2 separate regions of the Homo sapiens genome follow, and region 2 is linked to region 1. A link is a contact called in ENCODE Hi-C data. All regions are on one chromosome and are shown on one strand. Each heading gives the region's core, a stretch centred on a gene start or an enhancer-like site at or near the end of the contact. The rest is flanking DNA. Distances are from core to core; before and after follow the strand shown. Region 1 overlaps LOC105370198 (a long non-coding RNA gene). Region 2 holds the start of LPAR6 (lysophosphatidic acid receptor 6).

Region 1 (6,359 bases), core at 937-3,436:
GGGTGACAGAGCGAGATTCCATCACTCACAAACACACACACACACACCCATTAAAAAAAAAAAAGTTTTCCTTTGTTACTTTTGAAATGTAGTAAATCCCTAATGTGTAATCATTTTCAAACATCATGGATTTTGTTAGGAGGCATAAGAAACAGCACGTGGGCTAGGCACCGTGGCTCATGCCTGTAATCCCAGCGATTTGGGAGGCCGAGGCAGGTGGATCACGAAGTCAGGAGTTCAAGACCAGCCTGGCCAACACAGTGAAACCCCATGTCTACTAAAAATACAAAAAATTAGTCGGGCGTGGTACCAGGCGCCTGTAATCCCAGCTACTCAGGAGGCTGAGGCAGGAGAATTGCTTGAACCCGGGAGGCAGATGTTGCAGTGAGCTGAGACCATGCCACTGCACTCCAGCCTGGGTGACAGAGTGAGACTCCATCTCAAAAAAAAAAAAAGAAAAGAAAAGAAAAGAAAGAGCACCTGGCAGATATGGGTAGAGAGATGAAGAACTAACTGAAGAGAATGAGAAGAGCAAGGAACTGGTTCACACAGTGCGAGCCCCATTGGTGTGCTTTACGTGGTCTGCTTCACTTGGGATTTTCTTGTGTTTGTTTGTTTTTTTTTTGTTGTTGTTTTTTTTTTGTTTTTTTTTTTTGTAGAGACAAGGTGTTGCTAAGTTTTGCCCAGGCTGGTCTTGAACACCTAGCCTTGAGCAATCCTCCCAAGGCCTTCTATCTTGGGTTTAACACTGAAAGTCCTAGGCAACCCCTCAGGCAAACCAGAAAGGTGGGTCACCCTACCAGGTGGCCAGTAAGCATCTTGACAAGAAGGAAATAACGTTTTAAGTCATGAACAGAGCCCTCTTTACTTTCTTTCACTTCAAATTCCAGTGCCTCGGCCTCTCCAAGGACATTCCACTCTCCTATAACAAGCCGAGGAGCAGGCAAAAATGCCCAGGGACTAAGCAGGAGTCCTGGGTTTATTAAACTCTCTCCACTTCAGAAGCAATGCCAGGCCCATTAGGACAACTGGTGAAGGGAAAAAGCTTAAACATAGTTCTCACAAACAGAAACGAAAGGGAATATTCTGAACTGGAAACAGTGACCTTTATGGCATTATTCCAAAAGGAAAGTCAAAGGCAGAGCCTCAGGAAGGCAAATGTCCAGGATCCACAGGAACTCTGACTTATGCGGAACATTCCACACGAGGCCTGCTAATTACAGCGCTGGAGCATCTGTTTTGATAATGTTCTTTGAAATCAACTCAACCCTGAGAATGTGTGCAAATAGACGAAAAAGAAGACTGGACTGTATGACTATGAATACATTTTGGATATTGTAGCATGTAGAAGAACGAAGTAGTACATTAGGAGCATCAAAAATATACATCACTTTTTTTTTTTTTTTTTTGAGACTGAGTCTTGCTCTTGTCACCCAGGCTGGAGTGCAATGGCACGATGTCGGCTCACTGCAACCTCCGTCTCCTGGGTTCAAGCTGTTCTCCTGCCTCAGCCTCCCAAGCAGCTGGGATTACAGGCTCCCTCCACCATGCCCGGCTAATTTTTATATTTTTAGTAGAGACGGGGCTTCGCCATGTTGGCCAGGCTGGTCTCGAACTCCTGACCTCATGATCCACCCGCCTCGACCTCCCAATGTGCTGGGATTACAGGCGTGAGCCACCGCACCCAGCCACATATTTTATATTGTGTGCATTTCACAGAACAGACACATTTGAAAAAATGAAATGGGCCTGAAATAAGCATAACAATAACAACATCATTAATAATGTCATGCACAAAACTAATTAGGGCTATAGAGTTTGTGTAGTAATGGGGATTTTTTTTCCATAATAAAATGATAAAGCTAAGGATTTTAATATGTGTAATGTATAACACAGTAATTCTGAACAAAAAAGCATAATAGGAATATTGGAAATTCTAATGCTTGTTTCTCTGTATGTAATGCAGGAATAAAACTGAGTTAGTTTATACAGACTTCTGTGACCAAGAATGCTCCTGTGTACCCTGGTACAAGTGTAAGTAGGTAACTTGGCTGGGAGTTGAAATTTAGGGGATGTGGTGCAGAGATATAATTTTACCACCAGGGGGTGTTCTTTCCTCTTCCGGAATGTTGATGAGTTTATGTAATCACAAACTAACCCTAAACCAGCCCCACTAAAAATGGGCCAGGCCAGATCCCAGGAAATGGGATTAACTTACATCATTCACACAAATTCCCTCTTGCCCTTCCATTTTAGAGACTGTTGAGTTTTCCTTCAGTTGAGAGAATCATGCTGGCAGCAAGCCAATCTACATGAACTGTCGAAAACAGATTACACCCCTCCTGCTGATCAAAACAGGAGAATGATGACTTAAGAAGTTAGTGCAGGTAGCTATTTCTGATTATCCCCGGGGAGCAGGAGTTTCAAGTAAGCAAGAACTCAGCAGTTAGAAAGCAAACATCGAAAGGGTCTGAGGGGTAGAAAAGTCTCCTGCTTGAATTTTGATCTAAGCTGATTTACAACTGAAAAAGGTTGATGCCTCATTAAAGACCAGAAAAGCCTAGGAAAATTACCAGAGAGATTTTGACAGCTTCCAGAGTCAGCCAGGGAATCTGTCCCAGCCCATTAGTATAACCAAGTTTAGAAAGCAAGGCCTTGGAGAGGTGCCCCAGGGAGATGCCCAAGGGAGTCCGTCTGAACCCAGCCAAATGCTTACTCTTGAAAAAGGAAGACTTTGTCCCCTCTGTCAGCTTAGTGCCAGAAGCTCTGTCAGGGAGAAAGGCTGTGAAGCTAAGAAATATGGGATATTAGGTCACCTGCTCAACTGAAGCAAGTTCAACAAATTCAAACTTTGAGTCAATACATTATTTCCCCTTTTAATGCCCAAAAGTAATACTTGCTCATTGCTAAAACCAACAATACAGAGGCTAAAGTAAAAATCAAAGGACTGTCCTCTCATGACCAGCCCACTCTCCTCAGCCCCACTTACCAGAAATACTCACAGTTGAGAATTTGCTTATATTTTTCGGGGTTTCCTTTTTCCCATGCATTATTTCTGCAAAATGGATCAGTCTATCTGTCTGGCTCTCCATCTATTCATTCTATGCATCTATTAATCACCCATTTGGTTTGGTTTGGTTTTTGCCAAAAAGATATATATATAAAAAATATATATCATATTATATATAATATATATCATATAATATATTATATATGATATATATTCTTTTGTGTAAGTTTTTTATTTAATTGAAATGAAACTTCATTTCAATTTAATGAAGCCGACTTTTCCAAATCAGATCCATTCTTTCTTATAGTGACACAATATTCCATTGTATGGATGGTCCATAACTTTACTAAGCCAGTGCCCTACTGACGAACATTTGTGCTAGTCCCAGTTTCTTTTTCTATTACAAGAATGCTATAATAAAATTCTTAATTAAAAGATGTGGTTATTAATGGATGTGTTGTGTTAAGGATCAGACATTGTGCTAAGCCCTCTACGGGATATTAGGATGAATAAAATATGTTTCCTGCCATCTTGGAGTTTACTCTTTTGTATGGGAGAACTATTAAAAAAAATTGACATTGCAAGGTGCAGTGGCTAACGCCTGTAATCCCAGCACTTTGGGAGGCCAAGGCAGGCAGATCACTTGATCAGGAGTTTGACACCAGCCTGGCCAACATGGCAAAACCCTGTCTCTACTAAAAATACAAAAATTAGCTGGGCGTTGTGACACATGCCTGTAATCCCAGCTACTTGGGAGGCTGAGGCAGGAGAATCACTTGAACCCAGGAGACAGAGGTTGCAGTGAGCCGAGATTGAGCCACTGCACTCCAGCCTAGGCGACAGAGCAAGACCAGTCTCAAAAAAAAAAAAAAAAAAAAAAAAAAAAAAAAAAAAAAAAAAAAAATATATATATATATATATATATATATATATATATATATATAAAATGTAAGAAAAATGATTTACATACTAAATAGTTGGATTAATTATAACATATCTGCCCAGGGAGTAGAAAGTTAGGTGCTACCAATTCTGACAGTTGGAATTAGGGAAGATTTCACTGAATTGACTTCATCTCTGTAGGGATTTGCTTTAGTCTGTTTGATGTGGGGCAGTTGAGGTGGAAGCTTGTACTCTTAACAAAGTCATCCTGTTCACCATGCACTGAGGCAAGGAGCTCTACAGTTTTTGCTATTTGAATTTCCTCTAAAAATAATTTCATAAAGATCTGGGAATGATTTGTCCTTCTTTTTTCTTTTTTTTGAGATGGAGGTCTCACTATGTTGCCCAGGCTAGTCTCAAACTCCTGGGCTCAAGCGATCCCTGCCTCAGCCTCCTGTGAGATGACAGGCACATGCCACTGTGCTCGGCTCTTGCTTTGTCTTCTTCTAAACTTGTTTCACTGAGTTTAGTCTACAGCTTTGTCTGATAATCTTAAAACTCATTACAAATATTCAACATGGCACCGCTCCTTGCTCTGTCCCAAAATGTTCTGGGTAAATGTCTGATCTCCAAATCAAGTATGCCATAAATTGTTGAATTAGTATTGTTATATCTGGTGTGACTGTCTAGAGAAAGCCATTTTATCAGTACATGGAATCTAACAGTATGATTTTGAAAGAAAACATATGAAACAACTCACCTGTGATAGCAAATCTCTTTGAGTCAGAACCTTCCCAGCAATCATGTAAACATACTGGAAGATGAGTTTTTATTTTTAAGCAATCTTAATTAGCAGGTCTCTTTCTTATTAACATCTTCAAAGGGCTTTCAGCTCCTCCCTAGATGAAAGGTCCTGTGTAAGGACAAATTATTAGTATGCTCACAAAATACACACACTAAATGCAGGAAAAGTGCAAACGGTTTAACTCCACAGCCTGCAATGCTCTTGAGATGCTTTGATCTGCCAGGATAGCCATCAATTATTCTATATCCTTTACTCTTTAAATGCATGCATCAAAGCATGTTCATGCCCACCCTTGTAAATCCAGTTGTTTATTTCAAAATAGTTCTTCTGAATTAACCCTTGTTTCCTTTTTCCTTTGTTGAGAGCTGCTGATTCAGCTTATTGGGGAAAGCGTATATGTAACCTTGGGTTTAGAGTAGAAAATAATCTTTTTTTGCTCTATAAAGATGTCCATGGGCCAGGCGCAGTGGCTCATGCCTGTAATACCAGCACTTTGGGAGGCTGAGGAGGGCAGGTCACCTGAGATCAGGAGTTGGAGACCAGCCTGGTCAACATGGTGAAACCCCATCTCTACCAAAAAATACAAAAATTAGCCGGGCGTGATAGCAGGCGTCTGTAGTCCCAGCTACTCGGGAGGCTGAGGCAGAGGAATCGCTTGAGCCCAGGAGACAGAGGTTGCAGTGAGCTGAGATTGTATGACTGCACTCCAGCCTGGGCGACAGAGCGAGGCTCCATATCAAATAAAAAAAAAGATGTTCATGACATAAAAATGTACATTAATAAAGATTCATTGGTAAACTGGGAAAATATATATAATAAGTGAAAAAAGCGTGATACAAAAATTTATAGAGTATTATCACAACTGTAATACTAATAATTGCTAACATTAATTAAATACAACAGTGCCAATCACTGACCTGAATGCTTTACCTGTGTGATATACTTTAATCTTCACAATGAGACGAATATTGTCATCTCTCTTTTACATATAAAGAAACTGAAGCTCAGAAAGTTTAAGTAACTAGACCATGATCACACAGCCAATCAGTGGTGGAGCTCATGGGGTTCTATCTGGTACTGACTGACAACAAAGCTTTGTGATGGTCCTGCTGCCTTTTAACAGTGAATATACCTAAGCAGAGAGATTTAGGGTGATTTTTCCCCTACTTTTTTACACTTACACTTTTTTTAAGAATAAGCAAAACTAACATACTAACTAATGAAGTAATCAAATAAAATTAATAAAGAGGGCTGAGTAGCTCTTTTATTCATGGCATGATAACTTGAGATAAATATAGGTAACATGTCATTAAGCTCAAAGTTGTCTGGGCCTCTGCTGCCTTATCTTTAAAATGAAAGGGTTGCACCAAGCAATCTCAAAGACACCTTTCAATTTTCATATTACTTTAGTTCATTGTTTCTGATTATGCTTCAGAGATGGCACTTTTCCTCAGCAATAAGTTGGTTGTAGTTCCCTAAATTTGCTCAAAGAGCGTACCAAAGGAAGAACCAGAGGACCGATTGGGATTCATCTTTAACACCACAGAAGAATAAAGACTAGCTTTGTTAATGATGAATCTTGAATAAGTATTAATGTAAAATTGTTACATACTTATTAAATTGTAATTGTACATAAATAATAAGCATATAAGTTTTTATTGT
Region 2 (6,722 bases), core at 1-2,500, 290 kb after region 1:
GAAAATTACAATCCTTGAGAGATATGTTTTCCATGTGGCTTCTGGAAAATTTTCAAAGCAGGCTTCTGAGGCATTGTTACCCTGAGAGTGGGTAGACTGAACAAAAACGGCGGGTGCACTTCCTCCGATCACAGTTAACCACACGCCAGTGCAAACAATCTTTGCATTTCTTTTGGTTCTTAGAGTCTTTGACTTAAATGGGTAGACAATTGCCAGAAATCGATCTACACTAATACAGGTTAAGAACAGAATGCTTCCGTACATGTTGGTATAAAACAGCATCACAGAAATCTTACAAAGTAAATCTCCAAATGGCCAATTCCGTGTTGTGAAGTAAAAAATCCTGAAGGGTAAAGTAAAAACAAAAAGCAAGTCTGACATTGCCAAGTTAATCATGTAAGTTGTAGTTTCATTTCGGACTTTGAGGACGCAGATGAAAATGTATATGGCAACACAATTGGATATTAACCCAAGCACAAACACCATGCTGAACATGCACCCATACAAAGTGTACTTAAAGGAGTCATTATAGAAGCAGTGGGAGCTGTTAACGCTTACCATCGTAAAGGCACGTCCAATTTTCAGTTTGGAAGCACTTTCATCAGCTGCAGTCTCCTTTGGGATTCAGATTATAACCTCTATAACCTCCAATTTATTTGCAAATTATCTGGATCTTTGGATGGTTTTATAAATATTTCCTTTTTCTCAGAAATACCCAAAAGAAACATGAAATTTGTTGCTGTAAAATTTCCGCTGGGTTCTTCAACAGGAAAATATTTTCATTTGTTAGTCTTTAGAAAATCCATGAATTCCAAGGCTCAGTTAACTGACGAGCAACCTTTAAAAAATACAGTCAACGAGTCCAACCCATAGGATTATAAATTTAAAGAAAAGCTGTGATCTGTGACCAGAATGAAACCACTTGTCTTCTAAACTTGTATTTCAGTAGTCAAGATGAATACTCCAAAGTTAATGTTTCTTTATGCCTCAGAATGTTAAGCTTAAGTTATCAATCTTATTTTCTTTTCAGTGCAGAGTTTCAGAGACTTAAACATTCCCAATTTGTCCCATTTTACTTCTTGCTTCTTTTAAATGAAGTTTTCCTTTTTTGTTTTCCTGCAGTGGATCCCAGATTGTGGGTAAGCAGAAGAGTCTTTTAAAGATTCCGAAATAAACTCCCAAGCTTGTTAGCTCTTGTTGAATTGAGGCCTTTTCCTCAGTTGCCAGTTGTATCTTGAGGTCGCTTTCTCTGAAGTGAAAAAGAAAGGCTTCCTAGATTTGTAATATGACATCACAGGAAGAAGAGGCTGGGTTTGGACAAAGAAACTTTCAGCCCAGTTTGTTTGCACTTCCTTTAATCTGATAATGTGTCTGCTGGGAATATACCTAGGAGGCTTGCAAATGGTCACTGGCTGTTGAACTGCGTGGTCTGCTCATTAACTCTTTTTATGTGGAAATGCCTTCTGCGGTGCTGGCAACCTCTCAGAGTTGTTTTGATTTGTTTCAGTAGTAATAATTGAAAGAAAAAAATCACTATTCAGCCTGTTCTCTTATTCGATTGTTTTCGTGTTTGGGATATGACAATTTAGAAAAGAAAATGTGTATGGGTGTGTATTTATAAATTGAAATTGTTAGTGATATCTTAACATAGCATTTCAAAGAACTGTTTAATGACTATGAAACAGGGGCCTTTAACCTTTAAGGTATAACAAGCATTTGACTCTTGGTTTCTGAAAAATACTCAATATTTAATTGTTATCATTATGAGTAGCTCTTATCCTGGGTCTCATTAGTTTTTGATAAGCAATTTTCTAACATTCTTTCCTCTTTCCTATGCAGTTGTATTAATATTTTAGAGCTGTTTAAATTTTTAAATTACTCATTTCTCCAAAAGAACAAACTCAAGAATGTTTATCTTTGGTGTGGTGTTAATTTTACTTTCTAAGCACAAAATGAAATTGCATCTTTTTAAGCAAAATTTTTTTAACCTTAAATTGATTGAAATAAGGTTTAGAGAATAAAAATCCTACTACTTGGCAAAATTTTAGGTTCATAGTCTTATCTTCCTTCTTCCTCCCAGCTCTTCCCTTAACCCCTTAATATGACATTAACTATATATTGAAATATATTTCAGATTTTGTCTCCATCTAAAAGTTTCTATGAATGGTTTATATGTTTATATTTAAAGTATACTCATATTTTGGGCCAGGTGCAGTGGCTCACGCCTATAATCCCAGCACTTTGGAAGGCCGAGGCAGGTGGATCACCTGAGATCAGGAGTTTGAGAGCAGCCTGGCCAAAATGGCGAAACCCCATCTCTACCAAAAATACAAAACTAGCCTAGGGCAATAGTGCGTGCCTGTAGTCCCAGCTACCCAGGAGACTGAGGCAGGAGAATCGCTTGAACCTGGGAGGCAGATGTTGCAGTGAACCAAGATCAAGCCACTGCACTCCAGCCTGGGCGACAGCGAGACTATCTCAAAAAAAAAAAAAAAAAGTATACTTATATTTTAAAGACTCCAAAATCAGAAGAAGAAAGTGTGTGTAAGGTGAGGGTACTTAAATGTAGGTGTTATTTCCTCAAAGATTGAGGATATCACAACCTCTATGGCACATGTTTTTCTTGTTTTAAATATCATTTTCTTCAGAAAAGGCTAGATCTAGTTATGCCTTACTGTTATTATTTTTTTAATTTGGTCTAGTTTAAGCTGAAACTCTTCCTCTTGGGTATTAAGTAATTTAAGAACAATTTATTTTTTTCTCATAAATTACTTAGCTAGCTTAAAAATAACTTATTACAGTAAAATGTTTTGTGTTGTTTTGCACCATTCTTTCACACTCAGCAATTTTTGTCATTTGTTGATGAACTATAATCTATTTCTACTGTCTGGACTAGAAAATTCATCTATTATCAAATGACAAAAAAAGATGAGTATTACTTATAACCAATACTTAAAATTTTGAAGGGTTGAATATCTTTTATATCACATTTGGTATAGAAAAGATGTATGTGTGTGTTCTTATTAGAAGGCTGGTAGAAGCTGAGTGAGCATTAATGAAAAAAGGAGTGGTTAATAAGCTTGTATTCTCATTGGAAAAAATTTTCTGTTAGTAGTTATGTCTTACTGTTATTTTTTTTTTATTTGGTTCAGTATGTTTTAAAAAAACAAAATCTTAGTAATCTTCTTTCAAATTGATAGTCTCCTCTTTAGTCATCTTTAATTAATGAAATATATGCAGTTGTATATGCTGATCTCATCCTACTTTTACTTTCATTTTGAATATGGCGGCATTTTCTCATTCAAATAATTAAAATTTATTAATTCTACTTGGAATATTTTTCTACATATTGTCATTACTCACTTGACTTGTTATTCACTTAAGTCATTCATCTATAGTTTTTTCTTTTCTTTTCTTTTTCTTTTTCTTTCTTTCTTTTTTTTTTCTCACTCTGCCGCCCAGGCTGGAGTGCAGTGGTGCGATCTTGTCTTACTGCAACCTCTGCCTCCCAGGTTCCAGCAATTTTCCCACCTCAGCCTCCCGAGTAGCTGGGATTATGGGCACCCGCCACCACACCCAGCTAATTTTTGTATTTTTAGTAGAGATAGGGTTTTACCATGTGGCCAGGCTGGTCTTGAACTCCTGACCTCAAGTCATCCACCCACTTCAGCCTCCCCAAGTGCTGGGATTCCATGTGTGAGCCACCGTGCCCGGCCTGTTCATTTATAGTTTTTTAATGTTTGAGTTACTGGGGCTTAAAAATGGATAGATCACTATTTGTTGAATTAGGCTTTTCATTATTATCAGTATCATAGTAAATGTTTGTATAATTCTTACCACAATTCTTGGTTCTTTGTAGATGATTCTCACATGTTTGCTGATGAATGAATCATAAACTTGAATTTTGTTGCCAGTTGTTTCTACTGAGGAAGAGCCATAGCAGAGGGACTGTTTGAACAGGAAGAAGATAATTGAATACTGCATTTTTTCCAGATATTAAATTTGGCCTCTAATTAAGGAACCAAAGGGGAATTTAGAAACTTTGAAAAATTCTTAGGTTAGAATTGGAAAAATACAGAGTAACTACTTGCAAAGGGAGGTAATGAATCCATATAATCAATTATATTTAATAGATACTTTTGTATTTGATAAACTCAGGCAAACTGTTATTTTAATGTGAGATCTCTACACTTCTGGAACTTAACTCTGAGAATCAACTTATTTCTTATATGGATTTTTTGGGGGGAGCGAAAATTAAACAGAGCCAGATAGATGTTAAAATGGTGAACACAGGAACAGCTGGAGTCTGCAGCTCCCAGCGAAATCAACGCAGAAGGTGGGTGATTTCTCTATTTCCAACTGAGGTACCCAGCTCATCTCATTGAGACTGGTCAGACAGGGGGTGCAGCCCATGGAAGGCGAGCCAAAGCAGGGTGGGGCATCGCCTTACACGGGAAGTGCAAGGGGCCAGGGAACTTCCTCCCCTAGCTAAGGGAAGCCATGAGGGAATGTGCCACGAGGAACGATGCATTCCGGCCCAGACTCTATGCCTTTTCCGTGATCTTCACAACCCTTAGACCAGGCAATTCCCTCGGGTGCCTACACCACCCAGGCCCTGGGTTTCAAGCACAAAACTGGGCAGCCGTTTGGGCAGACACCGAGCTAGCTGCAGGATTTTTTCTTTTTCGTACTCCAGTGGCACCTGAAACACCAGTGAGACAGAACTGTTAACTCCCCTGGAACAGGGGCTGAAGCCAGGGAGCCAAGTGGTCTAGCTCAGTGGATCCCACCCCCACAGAGCCCAGCAAGCTAAGATCCACTGGCTTGAAACTCTTACTGCCAGCACAGGAGTCTGAAGTCGACCTGGGATGCTGGAGCTTGGTGGGAGGAGGGGCTTCTGCCATTACTGAGGCTTGAGTAGGTGGTTTTCACCTCACAGTGTAAGCAAAGCCACCGGGAAGTTTGAACTGGGTGGAGCCCACTGTAGCCCAACTGCTTCTCTAGAGTCCTCCTCTCTGGGCAGGGCATCTCTGAAAAAAAGGCAGCAGCCCCAGTCAGGGGCTTATAGATAAAACTGCCATCTCCCTGGGACAGAGCACCTGGGGGAAGGGTGCTATGGGTGGCTATTGGTGCAGCTTCAGCAGACTTAAACGTTCCTGCCTGCTGGCTCTGAAGAGAGCAGCAGATCTCCCAGGACATTGCTCGAGCTCTGCTAAGGGACAGACTGCCTCCTCAAGTGGGTCTCTGACCCCCATGTCTCCTGACTGGGAAACACCTCCCAGCAGGAATCGACAGACAACTCACACAGGAGAGCTCCAGCTGCCGTCTGGTGGGTGCCCCTCTGGGACAAAGCTTCCAGAGGAAGGAACAGGCAGCAATCTTTGTTGTTCTGCAACCTCTGCTGGTGATATCCAGACAAACAGGGTCTGGAGTGGACCTCCAGCAAATTCCAGCAGACCTGCAGCAGAGGGGCCTGACTGTTAGAAGGAGAACTAACAAACAGAAATGAATAGCATCAATATCAACAAAAAGGACTTCCACACAGAAACCCCATTTGAAGGTCACCAACATCGAAGACCAAAGGTAGATAAATCCATGAAGATGAGGAAAAACCAGCGCAAAAAGGCTGACAATTCCAAAAACCAGAATGCCTTTTCTCTTCCAAAGAATCACAACTCCTCGCCAGCAAGGGAACAAAACTGGACAGAGAATAATAAACTCCTCCAAGCCAAAGGACCATGTTCTAACCCAATGCAAGGAAGCTAAAAACCTTGAAAAAAGGTTAGAGGAATTGCTACCTAAAATAAGCAGTTTAGAGAAGAACATAAATGACCTGATGGAGCTGAAAAACACAGCACAAGAACTTCGTGAAGCATACACAAGTATCAACAGCCAAAGCAGAAGAAAGGATATCAGAGATTGAAGATCACCTTTATGAAATAAAGTGTGAAGACAAGATTAGAGGAAAAAGAATGAAAAGAAACGAACAAAGCCTCCAAGAAATAGGGGACTATGTGAAAAGACCAAACCTATGTTTGATTGTCCCTGTACCTGAAAGTGACAGGGAGAATTGAACCAAGTTGGAAAACACTCTTCAGGATATTATCCAGGAGAATTTCCCCAACCTAGCACGACAGGCCAACATTCCAATTCAGGAAATACAGAGAACACCACAAAGATACTCCTCAAGAAGAGCAACCCCAAGACACATAATCGTCAGATTCACCAAGGTTGAAATGAAGGAAAAAATGTTAAAAGCAGCCAGAGAGAAAGGTCGGGTTACCTACAAAGGGAAGCCCATCAGACTAATAGTGGATCTCTCTGCAGAAACCCTACAGGCCAGAAAAGAGTGGGGGCCAATATTCAACATTCTTAAAGAAAGGAATTTTCAACCCAGAATTTTGTATCCAGCCAAACTAAGCTTCATAAGTGAATGAGAAATAAAATCCTTCACAGATAAGCAAATGTTGAGAGATTTTGTCACCACCAGGCCTGCATTACAAGAGCTCCTGAAGGAAGCACTAAATATGGAAAGGAAAAATTGGTCCCAGCCACTGCAAAAACATACCAAATTGTAAAGACCATTGACACTATGAAGAAACTAATGGGCATCAACTAATGGGCAAACTAACTGGCTAGCATCATAATGACAGGATCAGATTCACATATAACAATATTAACCTTAAAAGTAAACGGGCTAAGTGCCACAATTAAAAGACACA

Evidence for each region. A loop is a pair of places that touch in the nucleus more often than their neighbours do. Pooled maps may share reads with other maps.
Region 2: a map of endothelial cell of umbilical vein shows a loop between it and region 1 (2.8-fold over the local background). The contact joins the promoter of LPAR6 here to the enhancer-like site in region 1. A Hi-C loop is called at or near these places in 2 of 168 maps with a recorded cell type or tissue (endothelial cell of umbilical vein and naive thymus-derived CD4-positive, alpha-beta T cell) and 11 of 50 pooled maps.

What each region holds. Positions count from the first base shown.
Region 1 is chr13:48,124,970-48,131,328 of GRCh38, forward strand. LOC105370198 (a long non-coding RNA gene) reads right to left here. Exons shown (of 6, transcript XR_007063792.1): 5 at 4,653-4,805. Among named protein-coding and RNA genes, the nearest start is that of MED4, 33 kb to the left of the region's middle. Within about 2 kb of position 2,187, at least 21 of the 41 ENCODE cell types and tissues checked have a DNase peak (open chromatin) inside an H3K27ac peak, as active enhancers do; they include endothelial cell of umbilical vein, where a contact is called at or near this core.
Region 2 is chr13:48,411,863-48,418,584 of GRCh38, forward strand. LPAR6 (lysophosphatidic acid receptor 6) reads right to left here and starts at 1,251. Exons shown (of 1, transcript NM_001162498.3): 1 at 1-1,251. The coding sequence starts at 561. The region is part of intron 17 of RB1 (RB transcriptional corepressor 1); the gene reads left to right. RefSeq lists an enhancer at 1-236.